4 separate regions of the Mus musculus genome follow, and regions 1, 2 and 3 are each linked to region 4. Evidence: chromatin loops called from intact Hi-C (ENCODE). Cell type or tissue: left cerebral cortex. All regions are shown on one strand. Region 1 has its middle 22 kb from the start of 1700108I11Rik. Region 2 has its middle 3.8 kb from the start of Tmem39b. Region 3 has its middle 23 kb from the start of E330017L17Rik. Region 4 holds the start of Ptp4a2 (protein tyrosine phosphatase 4a2).

Region 1 (2,500 bases), 55 kb after region 4:
CCTTTCTTCTAATATAATGGAATATTAGTTTGCCTTTAAAAAGGAAAAAAAGGGCCAGGGAGATGACTCTGTAGATAAAGTATTTATTGTCAAGCCTGACTACCTGAGCTCTGTCCTTGGAACCTACAGAGTGGAAGGAGAGAAGTGACTCCCACAGGTTCTCTGAATTTCATATGCACCTTCTGGTAGCCCAGCATCCCAAATACATAGATACACACACACACACACACACAGACACAGAGAGGGAGACACACACACACATACACACACAGAGAGACACACATATACACAGAGAGGAAGAGACACACACGTATATACATAGACAGACACACACACATACACACACACACACACACAAAGGAAGAGACACACACATATACATAGACAGACACACACACACATACACACAGAGGGAGACACACACACACAAACACACATGAAAACATTATTTAAAAAAGAAGACAATTCTTTTTGTGACTTGGATGACCCTTGAAGACATTAGATTCTCCTCAGGGAACCAAGCCAGGTGAAAAGGCCAGTGCCCAGGGCTGCAGAGATGGCTCAGTGGTTGACAGCACATGTTGCTTTTGCAAAGGACTCAGGTTCAATTTCTAGCACCTACACAGTGGCTCACAACTATCTGTCACCCCAGTTCCAGGGGATCCAACAGGCACGCATGGTGCACATACATGCATGCAGGCAAAACACTCATACACCATACACGTAAAGTGAAAATAAGCCTTAAAACTTTGTGTTTGTTAAAGAAAAGGCAAGTGCCACTTAAACAAGGCACCCAGAGCATCTGGGTCTCCCAGAACATCAAAACGGCAATTGCCAGGAGCTGAGGAGGAGGGAGGCGTGGGCATGGGTGTGGGCATGGGCGTGGCATGGGCACTTGCAGAATTGCAGCTTGAGAAAAAGAAAAGGTTTAGAGCTGGAGGGTGGCGATGGTCCCATGACGAATGAACAGACTCAACGTCACTGGACTACACACTCACCAATCATTAAAGCAGCACATTTATATACTCTCTATATCTCACCTCAATGACAAAAGCCAGATAAAGCTTCATTTACACTGAAAAAGGAATCAACTCACTTTTTGTCCGAGTCGCCCATGTCGCTAGCCGCGTCTGTAGCTCCTCCTCTCCCCAACCATGGATTTCATGCTTTTTTTTTTTTATTACTCCTTTTTATTTCACGGTCATTATTTTAAAAAATTAAAATACAGTTAAGCATACGGTAAAGCCTAGGCACGCACTCGTCCTGTAGCAGTAAGTCCTGGTAATGTTCCACCCGTCTCATTCCAAACACTTTCCCAAATACTTTGCATATAATTACACTCGTCCGTGGGCATTTATACCATCTTGCATTCAGGCGTAAAATCAGGTTGTAGTATAAAATAGTGATATGTAACCTACTTTCCCTACAAAATAATAACTATGTGAGCAGCTCCTACATCAGGCGCAAGCATGCATCATCATTTTAACAGCTGCCCGACTTCCCGCTGAGCATGTGGGTGTAACATCCTTATTTAACCGCGTCTCCGTCCGTAGACTCCAAATAGTTCCAGGTTTTGTTGTTATAAACAAGCTATGGTGGACATAGTAATAATGGCCCTGTTTTTTTTTTTTTTTTGCTATGGCTGGCCTCAAATTTAATAGGTAGTTCAGAGAGACCTTGAACTCATGACAATTCTCTTGCCTCGCCCCCCCTCACCCCCCCCCCGCATGCTGAGATTCAAGGCTTATACCACCACGCCCAACCCCCATCTAGTTCTTATGAAATCAAAGTGGACTAAAAACCTCCTAGGCCGCCTGCTCTCTAGAATAATTCCTGAGTCCCTTCAGAGAAGCTCTGCCTGTCCCCCCCACCCCCACCCTGCACCAGTCGATGGAGATTAATAGAGATCAACAACCAGTCAAAATACAGAGACTGAGAAATTGTTGAGTGCTTGTCCCTAAAGCGCTCTCTGTATCACAACCCCTTGCCCTGAGGCTCCGAGGACATCACTGAAGATGGCGCAGAACAGCCAAAGGAGCAGGAAAAGTGCCTCAAGTTATTGTCCCCTGGACTTGACAGGGACGCTGCACACCCATACTTGTAACCCCAGCACTTGGGAGGCAGAGTCAGGAGTTGCTCTATGAGTTCAAGGCCAGCCTGGGCTACAGAGTGAGTTCCAGGACAGCCAGGGTTATACAGAGAAACTCTGTCCAAAGAAAAAGAAAGGAAGAGAGAAAGAAAGAAGGAAGAGGAGGGGAAAGGGAGGGGAAGCAGGAGTTGGGGAGGAGGTTGGAGATGGCTAAGTAGTTTGAGAGCTCTGGTTGGCTGGGTTCCATTAGCAGCCCCTAAATGGCAGGTCACAACCATCTTGTAATTCCTGTTCCAGGGGATTCTGTCCCCAGTTCTGGTCTCCTCAGGCACTAGGGATGCAGGTGGTGGACATACATACCTGCAAGCAACTTATTCATCCGCATCAAAATAAATTGGTTTTTAAAAATAA
Region 2 (2,500 bases), 120 kb before region 4:
ACCAAAGCCGGGCCATCTGCGGGAATGTGGGTGACACCTAGCCATATTTTCAGTTACTGCTATATCCTGGGGACAGAGATAACAAATTGCTACACCTGAATGAAGAAACAGGATGTTTTGAACGATCCCTTTTAGCAGTAGGCAGAGGATAGTATGAAAACAACTTCCTAGGAGGGGTCAGACCTGGTTTCTGAGATGAGTAAGTTTTGTTGAATGGTCCAGTGTCTGTTGGAAGGCCCTGGGATTAATCTCTAGCATGGTCTTTTGTTGGTTTGTAAAGTGTGTTTGTACCATACGGGATGAAACATCTCTTGAATCTGGTAACTGCCTGTGGAGTTGGTAATGTTTATGAATCTACAGTGTAAAAAATACGAACATCGTACATAGCGAATTCCCAGGAAATATTTACTGAATTGACTTGGCATACCTACAACTCAGTGTAAGACAGCAAGGGCACCCATGGGTCCAACCGGCTTTGTTATGACCGCTTGCTGGACATCCATTGTTTCCAATAAGAAAGATGATTCTCCCCTGGGAAATCTGCCTCCCTCAGTCCATTTGTGGCTGAGTCTTCTTGAAGTTCCAGTGGGCAAATGATTGAGAAGTCAAAGCACTCCAACAGCCCTGCAACTCCAGACAAGTGGCTGGCTCGAGGGGAGGGGGAATTAGTGATCTAAGTGAGGTAAAATGAGATGTTTTCATAGTATATACACTACAGCTATCAAGAAAGAAATCTTGAGATTTCCTTGTGATGGCTGATGAAAGCAAAGGCTTTGAAGAAATGTCACCTGCAGCCACCCCAGCTGCCAAGTGATTTGGTCTCCCAAAGACATTTTAGATGATTAATATAAGACCATTCAAGGGTGTTCTTGTTCTAATCTCTTGGGTCACTTTCATTCTTTGTGTGGTTAGCCCTTCCATACATCAGCCCTCATACCTATGTTCTTGTCAAACTTCACATTTTATGTTTTACAGAGATAATAACAAAGCAAGCCACTGGGAAGCTTTTTGAGATTGGGTTTCACTCATTAGTCCTGGCTGGCCTCCAACCTCAGAAATCTAGCCTCTGCTGGGATTAAAAGTTTCTGCCGCAATGGCCAGCCTGAACACTGAGCTAAACTAAGCAAAGGCCTCATGATTTTTTGTTTTTCTTTTTTTTAATAATCTAGTTTTATTTATTATATGTAAGTACACTGTAGCTGTCTTCAGACATACCAGAAGAGGGCATCGTATCTCACTATAGATGGTTGTGAGCCACCATGTGGTTGCTGGGATTTGAACTCAGGACCTCTGGAAGAACAGTCAGTGCTCTTAACCACTGAGCCATCTAGCCAGTTTGAGGTCCCATGTTGTTTTGACAGGCCTGTAGTCTGAAGGGGCAGGACACAGCACAATGCTTCCTCCCCCCCCCCCAAACAGGGTTTCTCTGTAGCCCTGGCTATCCTGGAACTCACTTTGTAGACCAGGCTGGCGTCAAACTCAGAAATCCCCCTGCCTCTGCCTCCCAAGTGCTGGGATTAAAGGCGTGTGCCAACAACCACCCGGCAGCACAATGCTTCAAGTTAGCATTTCCTCCAGAAGAGTCTGGTCGGCTTGAGCATATTTGAGATTAGTTTTGTGAACCGGACACACAACCTGGAATAGCTGGGGAAGAATTTCAAAGAGGCATTTTCTTGATCCGGTTGGCCTATACTATCTTAATTATGTCAACAAAGAGGGAGGACTCATTTAATCACGCCGAGGTTTGGGTCCTGGACTGAGGAGAAAATGAGTGTTACGCATCTGTCCTCTCTGCTCCTGACGGTGGATGTGACTAGCAGCTTCAAGTTACCGCTGCCTTGATTATCATATGGTCTACAATTGGACTGTGAGATAAAATAAACTCATTCCCCGACCTGCTTTTGTTGGGGCATTTTGTATTAATGGTAAATAAAACCAAGACAATAATTGAAGCTAGAAAAACAGATTGGTAAGATGGTAAGATCATTTGAGGATCCTAAATGCTGCAAAGAATTTGATTCCAGGTCTTCAAATCTGTCTGAGAATTAGAATTAATTCCTATTCATTATTGTGGGGACTAGATTGTGGGTAGATTGCAGAGACACAGTGTATGACAATTCCGGTGGCTGTCATTAGGAGTTGGGAGAGTTGCCCCACTTCATTCTCTCAGAGTGGTATGTCAGTCTTATATCTGATCTTACTTCCTTACCATCAACACCCGCCAGAGGGAGCCACATACAAAGAAACAGGAGTTCCCAAAGCAACAGGGACGCGAAACCAGTTTCCTTTTCAGATACGTGCTAAGATTGGGGCGTGTGGCGTAAGACAAAGCAAGATGACCAGGCAGGTGTACAGTCTAAACTCGTGTCTGTGTGTCTTAGGCCCTAACACCCATGAACTCTGACTCTAAATTATTACCCAACTAGAATCCCTGGTGCTATCCACATAGTCTAGCTAGGTGCTTGGGGCAGCCACCGTGGTGCACACCCGACTCCCACAC
Region 3 (2,500 bases), 63 kb after region 4:
CTTCCTTACCACAGAAAATGCAAATTCAGGGCCCTGACTTAATTTAATCCTACTTCTCCCTATATGTGTACAAACACACACACACACACACACACACACACACACACACATGCTTCTCCAGCCACACCTGAACCCTGCTGACCTCACACAGGTCAACTCAGGGCCCCAGCTCCACCCCCAACTCTGGCCAACTCCACTCTCCTGCCTGGAATGTCTCTGCCAGCCTCGGGACTAGCAGCTTCCTCTTCTTCATCCCCGTTCAAGTGTTCGTTCATCAGGAAGGGCTTCTCCCAACCATCTAAAACAGGAGTCCTCCCCACTTCCTAGTCCCTTCTCCACTTCAGTTTTCTCTGTAAATTATGACTGTGTAATGTTAATGTCTAGATTCTAATGTAAGCTTCCGGAGGCCAAGAACCTTGTCTCGTTCATCTCGTTAGTCCTGTGTGCCTAGAGCACTGCTGTCGAGGAGCAAGGCTCTCAGCACACACCCGTGGAACGAACTGCCGTCCTTTGTGTCTGTTTTATACCGAGAGAAAGCAAGTAAAAAATATTTTAATGCAAACATAGCTCAAGTCTCTAACTCCATCAGCTCGTTGCTAGTGAGTAGGGTTTAATTCCCTGCTTGCATTAGCGCCCTGTTTGTGTGCTGACAAGTCCTTAGTTCTCCTTAGAGGCTCCTCAGTTATCTTTGGGACTCCGTGGAGAATGGCTCATGGGAGTGGCCCTGGGCAGGTGAGCAAGAGAGAGCTCCTTGCTAAAGCTGCAGGAATTCTGTGAGCTGCTCGGTACACTGTGGTAGTGTGAAATTGGCCCCGGTGGGAATATTTACATCACGGAAGTGGGCAAATGCTGCAAAACAGAGTAGTTTAATTTTTATTTTTAAAAGAAAGAACCAGTTTCCTAACACAAGGATTCCTCAACGAGTTAGCAAAGGATGACCCCCTAGGTGTCTAGATGCTCTCCTCCCCCCCTTCCCCCCGGGCTCCTGGAGCTCCACCCCCACTGTCATCCTGAGAAAGGCAAAGTCCCTGCCAAGGCTGCATACCACATCCTGTCAGCCAGCCAAAGGTAAAGTTCAGGCCCACAGAAAGTCCTTCCCTACAGAAACAGAGCAAGTATCTAAAGTTCCCCTTGCGCCCCCCCCCCCCCCCCGCCCCTGTCCTGTACCCTTTCCTCTGGGACCATTTGGAAACTTAAAAATTGTGCACATGCCTTGGAGAGAGAGTTCAGATGTTAAAGTATGTGCTGCGTAAATGTGAGAATGGAAGTTTGGATGTCCAGGACCCATGAAAGGCTGGGTGGACGTGGTGGCCTGCTGGAAGGCAGAGCAAGCTATCTCCAGAGTAGGCTAGTGCAACCAGCCATATCGGTGAGCTCTGGGTTTGACTGAGAGAGCCTGCCTCGATGAATGAGGCAGAAAAGCAGCGAAGGAGGAACTTCTTCCTTTTCGGTTTGTTGTTCTGTTTCGAAACAGGATCTTGAAGCCTGGGCTGTAGTTCAGTGGTAGAGCATTTGCCTGCAGTTGGCTGAGATCCCCTGGATTCTATGCCCAGAGTTACAAGTTACAGGAGAGATGGGGAGAGAGAGACAGACACACACACCCACAGAGAATCAGAGACAGACAGAGACACAGAGACAGAGAGAGACAGGGACACAGACAGAGATAGAGAGATAGCAAGTGAGTGTGCTTGAGAGAGACAGAGAGACAGAGAGACAGAGACAGACAGAAATACACACACACACACACACACACACACACACACACACACACGGAGAGGCTAAAGACTGTGCTGTGGCCTCAGTCCTGAGTTTAAGTGTTCATCCTGCCTCAGCCTCCTTAAGCTGTAATTTATTTATTGCAGAACAAGTGGAGATTTATTAAAAAGAAGCCAAAGTCTAGCAAATTTGTAGGCTTAAATCTCCCAAACCAGGAAGAGGTGGTGCACGCCTTTCTTTAATCCCAGCACTCGGCAGAGGCAGAGGCAGAGGCAGAGGCAGAGGCAGAGGCAGAGGCAGAGGCAGAGGCAGAGGCAGAGGTAGAGGGGCAGAGGCAGAGGGGCAGAGGCAGAGGGGCAGAAGCAGAGGCAGAGAGGCAGAGAGGCAGAGAGGCAGAGAGGCAGAGAGGCAGAGAGGCAGAGAGGCAGAGAGGCAGAGAGGCAGAGAGGCAGAGAGGCAGAGAGGCAGAGGCAGAGAGGCAGGCAGATCTCTGAGTTTGAGGCCAGCCTGGTCTATGGAGTTCCAGGACAGTCGAGGCTACACAGAGAAACCTTGTCTCAAACAAACAAACAAACAAACAAACAACAACAAAAACAAAGGCCTCCCAGGACAGATGGGAGCTGGAGACCTCATCTGTGGCCGAGCATTCTCAGGAAGACACTGTACGTTGTGGGTGGGGCGGCTCCTGAGAAAAGGGAGCTGTTAAGCCAGGAGCCGGATGGGAAGGTTAGGATGCAAGAACGGGTAGGAAGTCCCAGGTGTGCGCAGCCGCAGAAGCCAAGGG
Region 4 (2,500 bases):
TTGCTCCTCAAGGCCTTTTAACTCCCACACAGCAAGGCCACACAGACTTGCCCTAAAATACCCCATCCTCCTGAGTTCTGCGCTGTGGCTGTAGGAGGCTGAGTCATTAGATCTTTCTTTTTAAAACTAAGTTCTAAAGGGCAGCTTCTGGTGAGGAGCGATGCTCCAGGACTGCCTCGTGGGAAAGGGCTAATGACCACTGACCACTGCATTTCCTCACAGGGCAAGGGCAGGATGAACACACTGGGGAGCGATAGCTCCAGGGGCATTCTCATTTCCTTGTAAGTGTCAATCCTGGGTGGGCGAGGGTTCCGTGCGGGATAGTGAGTATACACTTTTCTGCCCACTCCCATCTTGGGGAAATCTAACCCACTTCTCAGGCCAGCCTCCAGAGCCTTTTCCTGTTCCACTTGGCAATAGCCCAAACCAGCCTCCCAACTCACCGGGTAACCACATTTTCCAAACAAGAAATCAAGATGCATGAACTGGCTTATAACTTCTGGCCAGGTTTCAAAAGCAAAAGGCAAACAAAAACAAAACAAAACAACACAACACAAAAAACCTCCTTCCATTAGAGAATCTCTAAGATAATCTTCAAAACTGTTAAAATCCAACTCAAACTTTTTTTTTTTTTTGAGGCTCCCAAGAGTTGAATTTAGGGCCTCACATGCAAGGCAAGCTTTTCCCAGAGTTCTATTCCCAGTTCCAATTCTAGAGGTGCTTTCTTTCTGTAGACCAGGCTGGCCTTGAACTGGGTTTAAAGGCATAGGCCACCACCGCCAGACTTTTTTTTTTAATCACGCCCATTCTTCATACTTTATTTAAGTATTGAAGAGTATCTGTGCTGTGAAGACAGTATTCCGCTTAATAGTTGAGAATACCTAGGAAAAAACTTTTTCCTTAATTCTGCATTTCCGTATCTAAAGAGTCTGTGTGTTGCTTGCCCGATAGAGGTCTGGGGAGCAGGGCAGAGAGACTTCGCAGAGATGTTCGAGGCCTCCAGGAAGGACAGCCAAGTATAAGGTACTCGGTTCCCCACTTCTGAGCTGGAAATCCCCGAGCTCAGGCCCCGGTTGCCGCCCAGTCCCAGTCCCAGACCCAGCGGGATCTGGCTCGAGGCGCCTCCCGGGATCCGGAATCCGCCCGCGACCTTGCGGGTCACTGGGTGGCCAGAGGCGCTAACTTAGACCCAGGTGCGGATGGGCGAGTCGCAGAGTGGGCGGGCGCTTCCCTCAGCCACGTTCGTCACCCCGCTACCCCCACCCCGCGCCGGTCACATGTATACGCCTTCCGTCGCCCCCAGTGCCGAGCGCAGCAAGCCACGCGGAGGCGGAGCGCGGGAGGCGCCCAGGGCAGTGGGTCAAAGCTCTGTAGGCAGAGTGGGTGGGGCCAACCGCCGCGAGCCGCCGGCAGCCAATCATCGGTTCCGAGGGCGTGGCTGCGCCGCGCGCGCCGCGCCCCGCAGCGCCCCCTGAGGGGCGGCGGCGGGAGCTGGTCCGGCTGCGCGCGCAGCGGTGGTGGCGGCGGCGCGATCGGCCGGGCTGTAACCGTCGTTCGTCCGGGAGCGGCTGGAGCGGCAGCAGCGGCCGGGCACGGCGCGAGGCGACGCCAGCGGGCAGCGGCGGTAGCGGGGGCAGCGGCGGCAGCGGGGGGGGAACACAGCGGCGGTCGCGGCAGCAACAGTAGCAGCAGCAAGACGGACTCGTGGACACGCGCCGCCGCCGCCGCCGCCGGGCCGGGCCGGGTGTCGCGCGCCGAGGCTGGGGGGGAGTCGTCGCCGCCGCCGCCGCCGCTCCCGCCGCCGCCGCCGCCGCCGAGGTGACTGAGGAGAGAGGCGCCTCCTCGCTCCCGCCTCCGCCGGCCTTCAATGCCCAGTCCCCAGCTTGCCAGCGTGAGTGCGCCCCTCCCGGGCGGCCCCGCGCGGCGCCCGGGCCTCGGGCAGGGGAGGGCGGGAGGCGCCGCTGCCATTAGAGCAGGCCCGAGACACGTCCCCGGAAGGAGGGCCGGGCCGGGCCAGGGGCGGGGAGCGCGGCTCGAGGTGGGGTGAGCGAGCGAGAGAGCGAGAGAGCGTAGAAGAATGCGGGAGAAGGTGCGTGTGCGGGCAGCATGTGTCCTTGTGGGGGCGAAGGTGTGGTGAGAGCGAGTGGGGACGAGGAGGAGCGTGGCGGACTAGGTGGTGTGCAGGGGTGCGCCTGCGTTTGTCCGGCGCGTGAGCACAGGCATCCTGGAGGCCCCTTGGTCTTTGTGTTGATAGGGAACCCTTCGCGTCCAGGGACTTAATTCACTCAAGCGTGGGATCCCTGAGTTGCAGTCAAGTAAGAGAAAAGGGTCTGAGTCTCCCGTGACGCTGATCTCTGGCGTTCTTTCCCCTTTTCGTAAAAATGTATTGTAAATTTATGAATTTCCAGAGATGTCTTTGCCATCCTCCCCACCCCCATTTCCCAGCGCTAACCATCCAAGCTTGACTCTTGTCCCGGAGTCTGAGTTTTAGCCGGTAAAG

Evidence for each region. A loop is a pair of places that touch in the nucleus more often than their neighbours do. Peaks named below come from ENCODE experiments on the same cell type or tissue, not always from the same donor. Only the 100,000 strongest peaks of a DNase experiment are listed, where the experiment ranks them.
Region 1: it touches region 4 in a loop (4-fold over the local background); 6 of 42 quality-filtered maps call a loop at or near these places.
Region 2: it touches region 4 in a loop (3-fold over the local background); 2 of 42 quality-filtered maps call a loop at or near these places.
Region 3: it touches region 4 in a loop (2.0-fold over the local background); 6 of 42 quality-filtered maps call a loop at or near these places.

The regions. Positions count from the first base shown.
Region 1 is chr4:129,874,085-129,876,584 of GRCm38, forward strand. No RefSeq gene overlaps it. Among named protein-coding and RNA genes, the nearest start is that of 1700108I11Rik, 22 kb to the left of the region's middle. In left cerebral cortex, no CTCF peak of the experiment used is centred here; DNase peaks (open chromatin) are centred at 893 and 1,465.
Region 2 is chr4:129,699,436-129,701,935 of GRCm38, forward strand. It overlaps a transcript of Tmem39b not described here. Among named protein-coding and RNA genes, the nearest start is that of Tmem39b, 3.8 kb to the left of the region's middle. In left cerebral cortex, CTCF peaks have their summits at 1,208 (motif pointing right) and 2,229 (motif pointing right); a DNase peak (open chromatin) is centred at 2,232; H3K27ac peaks cover 220 bases.
Region 3 is chr4:129,881,684-129,884,183 of GRCm38, forward strand. No RefSeq gene overlaps it. Among named protein-coding and RNA genes, the nearest start is that of E330017L17Rik, 23 kb to the right of the region's middle. In left cerebral cortex, no CTCF peak of the experiment used is centred here; DNase peaks (open chromatin) are centred at 1,091 and 1,431; H3K4me3 peaks cover 375 bases; H3K27ac peaks cover 223 bases.
Region 4 is chr4:129,818,711-129,821,210 of GRCm38, forward strand. Ptp4a2 (protein tyrosine phosphatase 4a2) reads left to right here and starts at 1,769. Exons shown (of 6, transcript NM_008974.4): 1 at 1,769-1,891. In left cerebral cortex, a CTCF peak has its summit at 1,436; DNase peaks (open chromatin) are centred at 393, 1,354 and 2,063; H3K4me3 peaks cover 1,681 bases; H3K27ac peaks cover 2,179 bases.